3 separate regions of the Homo sapiens genome follow, and all the other regions are linked to region 1. Evidence: chromatin contacts called from ENCODE Hi-C or POLR2A ChIA-PET data. All regions are on one chromosome and are shown on one strand. The core of a region is the stretch at or near the end of the contact, and the rest is flanking DNA. Distances in the headings are between cores, read along the strand shown. Region 1 overlaps LOC105371024 (a long non-coding RNA gene). Region 2 has its middle 70 kb from the start of ASB7. Region 3 overlaps LOC105371024 (a long non-coding RNA gene).

Evidence for each region. Hi-C counts contacts between places; a loop is a spot of excess contacts on that map. ChIA-PET counts read pairs that join two places held with the same protein, here RNA polymerase II (POLR2A). Pooled maps may share reads with other maps.
Region 2: a loop to region 1 is called in a map of PC-3, with 17 times the contacts of the local background. The contact joins two enhancer-like sites. A Hi-C loop is called at or near these places in 9 of 168 maps with a recorded cell type or tissue (Caco-2, Calu3, PC-3 and 6 more) and 3 of 50 pooled maps. POLR2A ChIA-PET finds 5 or more read pairs at or near these places in 5 of 52 experiments (A549, AG04449, MCF 10A and 2 more).
Region 3: a map of PC-9 shows a loop between it and region 1 (5-fold over the local background). The contact joins two enhancer-like sites. A Hi-C loop is called at or near these places in 6 of 168 maps with a recorded cell type or tissue (IMR-90, PC-3, PC-9 and 3 more), 1 of 37 single-sample maps with no recorded cell type and 4 of 50 pooled maps. POLR2A ChIA-PET finds 5 or more read pairs at or near these places in 11 of 52 experiments (A549, AG04449, AG04450 and 8 more).

The regions. Positions count from the first base shown.
Region 1 is chr15:100,719,286-100,722,800 of GRCh38, reverse strand. All of the region lies in intron 1 of LOC105371024 (a long non-coding RNA gene), which reads right to left. Among named protein-coding and RNA genes, the nearest start is that of ASB7, 120 kb to the right of the region's middle. RefSeq lists an enhancer at 1-1,002. Within about 2 kb of position 1,685, at least 28 of the 41 ENCODE cell types and tissues checked have a DNase peak (open chromatin) inside an H3K27ac peak, as active enhancers do; they include PC-3, PC-9, Panc1 and 1 more, where a contact is called at or near this core.
Region 2 is chr15:100,670,346-100,673,860 of GRCh38, reverse strand. No RefSeq gene overlaps it. Among named protein-coding and RNA genes, the nearest start is that of ASB7, 70 kb to the right of the region's middle. Within about 2 kb of position 1,725, at least 2 of the 41 ENCODE cell types and tissues checked have a DNase peak (open chromatin) inside an H3K27ac peak, as active enhancers do; they include Panc1, where a contact is called at or near this core.
Region 3 is chr15:100,758,105-100,761,619 of GRCh38, reverse strand. The region is part of intron 2 of LOC105371024 (a long non-coding RNA gene); the gene reads right to left. Among named protein-coding and RNA genes, the nearest start is that of GCAWKR, 90 kb to the left of the region's middle. Within about 2 kb of position 1,829, at least 8 of the 41 ENCODE cell types and tissues checked have a DNase peak (open chromatin) inside an H3K27ac peak, as active enhancers do; they include PC-3, PC-9, Panc1 and 1 more, where a contact is called at or near this core.

The DNA of each region.
Region 1 (3,515 bases), core at 436-2,935:
AGAATTTGAACCCAAGTATTTCTGGTAATGATGATTTCTTTCAGTTTCTTTTTTCTTTCACTATCTCAACAACTGATTAATGAATTAATGAAAAGGAGTCACCTGTTTGAAAAAAGTGTCTTTAGGGTCAGCTGCCTGAAAAATTCTGAATTCATGGGTTAGAATCACATGTTTGCTTTTGGCTTGGTTACCAATGGCTTTGTTTTCACAAACCAAATACACTCTCAAAGGACCCAAATTTGCTATCTTTAAGGATTTTCTGTATGACTAATCCTGCATGTATAATCCTGGAAGCCAGTTCCAAAGATTGGTTTTGAGAATGCTTTGGTGTTATCTCCTGAGTAATGAGTAATCTCTCAAGAAGTCCAAGTGCAAAAAGAAACACTCGCTTAGAGGCCAAATTCCAGGTATAGTCACTGGATCAAGGGACAAGATGGCGAGTTTGAAGCGGGGGCCTACCATCTACTGGCTCTCTCACACTTCTTAAAGGACCCATTGGCTGGTGTCAGGGAGGTCGGGGAAGGAAGTTAAGGAGAGCTGGAAACATCCCAGGCTTCTGTTTGCATTTCTTTGGCAAGGGGTTGCCACTTGTGTGGACAAGTATTATTAGGATGACCTACCTTGATTTAGCTAGTCAGGATAAATAAAAAACCTTCTTGGTTTTCATAAATACTGTGGCATTTTACAGTCATGACTCAGTGCTTCATCTGCAATCAAGATTCAGACACCAATGACCAATGGTTGGAAGTGATGATTCATTCAAACAGCACATTGATTTTGCAATAGACCGTGGAACTCTGTCCACATAAAACTCATTGTATTTCCCTGTCAGAACTCAGAGTCGTCAAGGCAACCTAGTCCTGCATGCCAACTCGTTCTGGTCCGTGTTCACGTTTTGTGCTCACGGTCCTGTTCCTGTCGGTTTGAGGAGTGGAAAGTTCCCTGACATCAGCACTGCTAGCTCGTCCTCTTCAGGGGCTGATACTGCAGCTGGCTGACTCTTGACAGCAGGTGGTTCTCCCCATTTGGGCAGGGCTTATGTTCTGCAAGGTTTATTAGGGCCAATTAGCTCCTCAGAAGGGTATTGCAAAAATAAAGTAAATTCAGGAGCTACCTCCCTTCAAATGGACACTGCTCTACCAACAAGCTATGGCACATCGAGGGCAGCGGCGTTAAATTCTCAGCCTTCAAGACACAGCCTGCAGCCCGCCCTCCTTTCCCCAGCAGCTCCTGGGAGCATCCCGGCCACGTGGACATGGCAGGCTGGGAAGACCCAACGATGGGGCACTATGCCATGTGTAAAGGGGATAACTAGCTTGGAATTACCCACTTACCGTATCCAATCTAACTTGGATAACTGTGAGAAATCGTATTCAACAATACTATTTACATATTGAAACTGTCTCAATAATTTGTAGATACTCATCTTTTCTGGAATGTTCATGAGTAATTTGTCTCAGTATCTCTATGTAACTGAGACAGAAAGCTTGGCTCTACCCATGAAAGAATTAGTCACTTACATAAATAAGGATACAAACGGCTTGAGGAAATAGATTCTGTGAGACTCAAAACAGGATTACCAAGAACTGAAATGTACACCGGTGAGGCACATCACGCCACACACACACACACACACACACACACACACACACAAGACCCATCTGCCCACCGCCCTGCTGGCACCAGCATAGCAACAATGAACAATGGTGTGGAATGCGTACAGCATGACAGCACTGACATTTCCTCTTCCCAGTTAACCAGCGTGGCACTGCTGCGGTTCATTCACTGGCAGCTCATTCATTTGTTCCTTAATGTGACCTGACTCCCCATTCATTCCCTCCCCACCCCAAACCCGTCACCAGGCTCTCTGGAACTCTCCTATCTCCTCCACCTCTTCTCTAAATCTTCCTTGTGCGGGAACCTGGCTGCCCCCTCCCCTGAGGGCCCCACTTCCCCTGCAGCCTCTCAAGGAGGGGAAGGGTTGCTGGTGTAAGAAAGTTGGGGGTGGGTTGGAAGCTGGGAGTGTCCCACGGCTGCTTCTACACCTCTCTATTCCTCCTGGCCACTGGCTTCCTCTCCCCGCTGCTGTGGTCCATCAACCTTCATTTCGGGGCAGACTTGAGCTGCTCATTGGCTTCGTCTCTTGTCACCACATGGCAGACTGTCTCTCTCAATGGCGAGCCAGGTCCTGACCTCCCCAGCGCCTGAGCTGTCCTCCTCCTCCCCGCCCCCAACACTCCCATGGTCTCACCCTGCTGTTGCCAGTAGCTTCCCCACATCCAAGGTCTCCATCTCCAGTATCCCCTCTGTGGCTGCCACACAGGGTCCTCCCAGCTCACCCACTCAATGTCCCCATGGCTGCAATCCACTTTCTCCCCAGTCCTCCCATCCCCACCCTCAGCACCTTCTCCCTCCCTTTCTTTACACCCTCCTCCATCATCGTAACCCTTACCTCCCTCCCCACCCTGGCACTGTGAGTACTACACCCCCATGACTGACCTCCCCACCCTGGCACTGTGAGTACTATACCCCCATGACTGACCTGCCCACCCTGGCACTGTGAGTACTACACCCCCATGACTGACCTGCCCACCCTGGCACTGTGAGTACTATACCCCCATGACTGACCTGCCCACCCTGGCACTGTGAGTACTACACCCCCATGACTGACCTGCCCACCCTGGCACTGTGAGTACTATACCCCCATGACTGACCTGCCCACCCTGGCACTGTGAGTACTACACCCCCATGACTGACCTGCCCACCCTGGCACTGTGAGTACTATACCCCCATGACTGACCTGCCCACCCTGGCACTGTGAGTACTATACCCCCATGACTGACCTGCCCACCCTGGCACTGTGAGTACTATACCCCCATGACTGACCTGCCCACCCTGGCACTGTGAGTACTACACCCCCATGACTGACCTGCCCACCCTGGCACTGTGAGTACTACACCCCCATGACTGACCTGCCCACCCTGGCACTGTGAGTACTATACCCCCATGACTGACCTGCCCACCCTGGCACTGTGAGTACTATACCCCCATGACTGACCTGCCCACCCTGGCACTGTGAGTACTATACCCCCATGACTGACCTGCCCACCCTGGCACTGTGAGTACTATACCCCCATGACTGACCTGCCCACCCTGGCACTGTGAGTACTATACCCCCATGACTGACCTGCCCACCCTGGCACTGTGAGTACTATACCCCCATGACTGACCTGCCCACCCTGGCACTGTGATTACTACACCCCCATGACTGACCTGCCCACCCTGGCACTGTGAGTACTACACCCCCATGACTGACCTGCCCACCCTGGCACTGTGAGTACTACACCCCCATGACTGACCTGCCCACCCTGGCACTGTGAGTACTATACCCCCATGACTGACCTGCCCACCCTGGCACTGTGAGTACTACACCCCCATGACTGACCTGCCCACCCTGGCACTGTGAGTACTACACCCCCATGACTGACCTGCCCACCCTGGCACTGTGAGTACTA
Region 2 (3,515 bases), core at 476-2,975, 49 kb after region 1:
AAACTATCATTCTCAGCAAACTATCACAAGGACAGAAAACCAAACACTGCATGTTCTCACTCATAGGTGGGAATTGAACAATGAGAACACGTGGACATGGGGCGGGGAACATCACACACTGGGGCCTGTGGTGGGGGAAGGGATAGCATTAGGAGATATACCTAATGTAAATGACAAGTTAATGGGTGCAGCAAACCAACATGGCACATGTATACCTATGTAACAAACCTGCACGTTGTGCACATGTACCCTAGAACTTAAAGTATATATAAAAAAAACTTTCACATACCAAAAAATGGATTCAAAACCTCATCTCAGTCTGAAAAAACAAAAGTAAGCCTCAAGACCTAATTAAAAATATATATATGAAGCAAAGGAAACGCTTGAACACTGTTGGTAAATTAGTACAGCCATTGTGGAAAACTCTATAGAGGTTCCTCAAAAAAATAAAAATAGAACTACCATAGATCCAGCAATCACCCTTCTGGTGATTTAGCCAAAACATTTGAGATCAGTATGTGAAAGAGGTATCTGCACTCCCATGTTCACTGTGGCATTATTCACAATAGCCAAGATATAGTATCAACCTAAGCGTCCATCAACAGATGAACGGATAAGGGAAATGTGGTACATATATACAATGGAGTACTATTAGCTTTAAAAAGAAGGAAATTCTGCCATTTGCAGCCACACGGATGGAATTGAAGAACATTATGCTAAGTGAAATAAGCCAGGCACAGGAAGACAAATACCACATGTTCTCACTTACATGTGGAATCGAAAACAAGCAGATGGCTGGGCCTGGTGGCTGATGCCTGTAATCTCAGTACTTTGAGAGGCTGAGATGGGAGGAACGCTGGAGAGTTAGAGACCATCCCTGGCAACATAGTGATACCCCCATCTCAACAAAAGATAAAAAAAAAAATAGCCAGGTGTGGTGGCACAGGCCTGTGGGCCCAGCTACTCCGGAGGCTGAGTCGGGAGGATTGCTTGAGCCTGAAAGGTCGAAACTGCAGTGAGCCAGGGTCACGCCACTGCACTCTAGCCTGGGTGACAGAGTGAGACCTTATCTCAAAAAAAAAAAAAAAAAAAAAAAAAAAAAAAAAAAAAAAAAGGGAAAGGGAGAGGGGAAGGAGGGAGGGAAGGGAGCAGAGGATAGAATGGCAGTTACTAGAGCCAGGGGTTAGGGAAAATTGAAAGGCAATGGTCAAAGGGTACAGAGCCTCAATTAAAAGGAGGAGGAATTTTATTTTCCTTGGAGATATAGTGCACATCATAATAAAATAGTAAATAATAATGTATAGTACATTTTAACATCACTAAGAGTAAACTTCAAATGTTCTCACCACAAAAAAATGAAAAGTTTTGAGGTGATATGTTAATTAGCTTGATTTAATTTTTTCACATTGTATTCATGGATGAAAACAACTCTTTGTACTCCATAAACATATACAACTATAATTTATCAATCTACAATTAAAAACAGAAAGTCCAAAAATGGGTTCCTTAAGCGGGACGTGGAGATGAAAAGTACAACCTGTGCTTTTCTGAGGGGGCACATTTGGGCCGATCTCACGCATATGAGGCTCCCACCCACACAGAGCTGCCTTTCCAAGCCCACACTCAACAGCAACCCCCAGACTGTCCCCTGCTCTGTGTCCCACCCTCTACTGAGGCTGTGGCTGTCCTGCCCTCTGCCGGATGGTCAGCATTCACACACCATATTTCCTGGTTGACATTTCCCCTCTTTTTAACATTTCTGAATTCATGATGACTTTTACAATGGACGCGTATGTTAAGATGGTGGCATTTTTCCCTTCTGAAAAGCTGTTACTGCTCTGATGGTGCCTCTTACAATAACGGTAAAATCCAGAGCCTTAGACTCTAGAATATTCGGTAATCCCCGTGCCCAGCAGATCACGCTGTAGCGAATGACTCATTAAAACACACACACACATGAAAACAGGACACGAGCTTTTTTTCTTTTCATAAATACTGTGGTCTCCAACTGGTCTCCCCCTTTTGCAAATGTGCACAAATAACCACTAATAAACAAATTCCAAGCTCTATTGGGTAATTCCTCTTAAAAAGGAAAAAACTGGGGTAGTCTTGGTTTAAAGTCAGGAGTATTTTGGGTTAGAGTCACAGGAATTAGACTCATGAGTATTTTAGGGAGTGCTTTTTGCCTCCATCTGTAAAAGTATGGATTCTGCAATGAGGTCGGGTGGGGGAAATGACCCCAGCAAGGAGGAGGCTGGGCGATGTGGCTGGACGCAGCTTGCTTAACTTGCCGGCTGTCATTTGCCAGTGCCTGTTGACACCCATCATCTGGGTCCTCTTCACAGGAGCCCTGTACCCACTGTCCCTGTGTGGGAACTGAGTCTCTGGGAGTGAGGTGGCTTACCCATCACCACGCAGCACAGAGGTGTGCAGTCAGGACTTGAACGCAGGTGCATCTAATTCCACACACCCACAGAGATTCCCAGACAGAGGCACAGCGCCCAGGGTGCTTTAACTCAAGATGCAAATGAGCTTTCCTTAAGTTCTCCCCAGTAGACCCCCAGTGCAGAGTTCCCCTCCCTGCTACGCAGTGCTGCCATTTCCACGTTGAAGAGCAATCGCCGGGTGGAGGTTCATTCATGAAACGTTTGTTTCTACCTGTGCCCCCAAAGCTGCGCTGGAAATGGCCCCTTTAACAACAGAACCATCGGCAGGGCTCGCCCCTTTCTGGTGACTTCCAGATATTAAAACAGTGTGGTCACCTCCTGCCATGCTCACCTGGCAGCTCTCAGGAAGTCTTGTGGGGGCGGGGGGACTTACTTTCCAATACCTCGAGCCTTTCCATTGTGGGTGTGGGCCTTCGTGCCAGAACCCAGCCTGGGGCTCTGGGGAAAGGGTCCTGAACAGCCAATGTATTAACAGGGCTGGGGTGAGGCAGCCCGGGAGCAGAGCCCATCACTTCCCAGGCAATAGTGTAAACATCCCAACTCTCCCCATCTCCTCTTCTCTCCCTGAAGCGACTTCCACGTATACCCAGTGCTCCCAGCACGGGGTCCCTGTGATTCACAGCCTCCTGCCACTTCAATGAGCACGCTTTGAAAAGTGAGCCCTCATCCTTCCAGTCTTAATCAAGTGTGCTATGAGCAGGTGGAGGATGACTGCACCAAGCAGGCCATGGCTAAGTGGAGCCAAATATGGTGACTCTGATGGGTGGAATTGTGTTCCCAACTAAAATTCATGTGTTGAATCCTAACCCCGAGCGCTGCAGACTGCAATTTACTAATAAATAGGGTCTTTGCAGGCTGCACCAAGTTAAGATGAGGTCATTAGGGTGGGCCCTAATCTAATGAGACTGGTGTCCTTATAAAAAGGAGATGAGGGCCAGGCGCAGTGGCTCACGCCTGTAATCCCAGCATTTTGGGAGGCTGAGGCAGGCAGATCACAAGGTCAGGAGATTGAGACCATGCTGGCTAACTTGGTGAAACCCTGTCTCTACTAAAAATACAAAAAGTTAG
Region 3 (3,515 bases), core at 580-3,079, 39 kb before region 1:
CTGTGACCACCATCGTCATTAGCGTTTTGGAGGGAGGCCACGCAGTTCTGTGGCTGCTTGTGTCTCTGAACTTGCTCACTCATGTGGCTCCTTAAAGAGTGGTTTGTGGTGGTTTCTTCCTCAGATGAGAACAGCACCGGGTCCCGGGTTTCTATTTGCCTTGCATCTCCCAAAAGTGCTGACTTACTCAACCAAGTACACCCAGGCCCCGGGGCTGACCAGGGAAGTGATTCAGGGTGTGGCACAGGGGTGGGCAGGAGCACCCACCTGCTTGAGCCCCACAACACCATTGGGTGCGGCTGCCCAAGGACCCCCAACACTCATCCACACTTTTGGCCCTTTAGAGACCCAAGGCTTAGACTGCTCCAAGAAGGGAGGCTGCACCCTCAGCTGGAGAGAGGATTCAAATGGTAGCTAGCAAGACTCCAGAGATGTACAAGCAGCTGGGGGCCACCAGATACAGCAGGCAACCGGGCCCTTTAAGTGTGGCTAGTCCAGATTGGCATGTCCTGAGAGTGTAAAATCCACACTGGATTTCAAAGACTTTGTACCAAAATTTATATATGTATTTTTATATATAATAATATCTTAGATATTAGATATATATCAGATATATAGATAACATAATATATATTAGATATATGTATATCTAATATATCTAACATAATAGATAATATATACATTAGAATCTGTTTCTTTTCACTTTAAAAATATGGCTACCAGAAGCTTTGAAATGACACGTGGCTGGTATTTACAGCTCACGTTGTGTTTCTATAGGGTAGTGCCACTCAACAGACTGTCCAATATATATGACTTGTTTTAGGGGCCTGGTCCTGGGAGGCCAGGGTCCTCCTCTTTCCTTGATCCCAGGAGATCCTGCAGGGTCCTCGCCACCTAGCCCCCTTGGCCTTGGTGCACATACAACAAAATCCAGAACCCTGGAAGGCTCCTGTGCTCCCCTGCATCTTTGGATCTGCACACCCAGCCCTGTGCACACAGTCCCTCAAGCACATATAGCTCTTTTATGAAACTTGGGAACAGGACTTCCTGATTCAAGGTACTTTCCTGGTGTCCTCCAGAAAATCAACACAATAAACATGCAAATCTATGACAGCTACCGTGGGAATAATGTCTCGGATACAGCACCCTTGTCCAGTATGCAGCTTGCACAGCCGTATGTGGCAGCCCTGCCAGTATCTAGCTGCTCAATATTAGTTGGAGAGATAATTAAGGAAGAAATAATAGGGACTCCCACCCCCATGATGTTTCTGGGCTGAGGCTGCACCTCTTGTCCAATGAAAATGACAGTTTTTTTCAAGCAAGAGGCCACTTCTCAGGACTGTGGCCCTAGCCTCACTCACTGCCCACACGTGAAAACCACGTCAACGTAGCAGCACACCTCCAACATTCAGAAAGTTCATACAGCTACGGGCAGAAGGTAAACACCTACTGATGCTTCAAGCCCAGCCTAGGACCCTCTGCGAAGAATCTCCGTCTCTGCACTGCTGATGTCACAGAACAGCCCAGGGAGGGGTCGCTGGGCTAGTCTAACCTGAGCTGTTACCGTCTTGGTTGAGGGACCATTGCTTTGTTGGAGGATGGGTGCCGATACAGACTGGTGCAGTGTGCTGGCATGCTTTTATCAGAGAGTGCTGATACACATCTGCTTAGAATGATTAAAGTTTCTCATCTCGTCTGACTCATAGGGCAGCATCCACAGAAAAGCAGAGGATGAGATAAGCCGGGAGGGCTGGGAGTGTCCGACTTTCACAGCTCTGTTTTCACCTCACAATGTCCTGTTTGCTCTCAGTGAGTTTGTTGGTTGGTTATATAAACATGTAGATATTTACTCATCTGTGGCAGGGTGAGTTTAACCCTTTTCTTCCTTAGCTTCTCACATATAGCTTTTATTTGTGTTTCATTCATGTTTAGCGTTGATGATTTCTCTCATTTGACACTTTTCCATTACATGGAAATTTCAGTCCCCAGAAAAAATGTAAAAGAGGGTGTTTTGCTTGTTTGTGAATTCATCTTTCTTTTCTTTTAAAAGCATTTTCTATTTTCCCACATATGAGTTTGATTGCAACTAGAGAGCAACAGGAAGTGAGTGAGGGGCCAAGCTGAGAGCATCAAAACAATTCTCAGCCCCGTTTTCCAGAGCTCCTTGCAGTTCCTTTAACCAAATGGATGCTTTGCGGAGAGTTAGGTTATTTAGTACAGTAAACAATTTTTTTCTTTTCCTTTCAGCCACTTAATGTGGTATCATGAAAGGAAGATCAACTTCTTAATGAAAAAAAGCTGTGATGGAAGAGGAGGCTATAGCACATCAGGAGCGCTTCCAGGCTTACATAAGTAACATTCCTGCTGCATAAACATCTTGGCAAATCCGGAGACTAAATCCCATCCCACACCGCTGGCCTGAACCAAACACTGTATAATGTTTTAAAAAAGAAAAAGAATCCCGTTGATGGTAACAGTTTTCTTTCCAGAAACAAGTCATTAGTTTGGACAAAAAAATCCAATTGCATCTGCTGAGCTCCCCAAAGTTCTAGTGGAAATTATTATCTAGAGAAAAAGCAAGTGAGGAGTAAGAGTGGAGGATTGTGATCTCTTAAGAGTAAAACAGAAACGGCACTTAAACCCCATGATGTGCCTTTCAGCGCAAAATTGCAAACCCCAAATAATTAAACTATCCTAATTTGGCAAATGTCAACAAGAGAGTTCAAAAATAATCATCATAATTTTAATGCATTATTAACTCTACTAGAGATTTTAAACAAAATTAAACATTGATCTATTTACTTAACTCCTGAAATGACATGAAGTTGAAGCATACAGGCCGGGTGTGGCAGCTCATGGCCATAATCCCAGCATTTGGGAGGCCTTGGTGGGCGGGTCACCTGAGGTCAAGAGTTCGAGACCAGCTTGGCCAACATGGAGAAACCCCATCTCTACTAAAAATAGAAAAAAAAAAAAAATTAGCCAGGCGTGGTGGCAGGTGTCTCTAATCCCAGCTACTCTGGAGGCTGAGGCAGGAGAATCACTTGAACCCGGGGTAGGCGGAAACGTTGCAATGAGCTGAGATGGCACTGCTGCACTCCACCCTGGGTGACAGAGTCAGATTCCCGGTCAAAAAAAGAACATTCATTAAACATTTACTGTGGCCAGGGGCTGTGGCTCACTCCTGTAATCCTAGCACTTTGGGAGGCTGAAGCGGGCAGGTCACCTGAGGTCAGGAGTTCGAGACCAGCCTGGCCAACACGGTAAAACCCCGTCTCTACTAAAAATACAAAAACGAAATTAGCTGGGTGTGGTGGCAGGCACCTGTAATCCCAGCTACTCAGGAGGCTGAGGCAGGAAAATCACTTGAACCTGGGAGGCAGCGGTTGCAGTGAGCCAAGACTGAGCCACTGCATTCCAGTCTGGGCAACAGAGCGAGACTCTGTCTCAAAAAAAAAAAAGAAAGAAAGAAAAGTATGTACTTGGTGCTCTTTGGAGCCCCAGCTTTCCTGTAA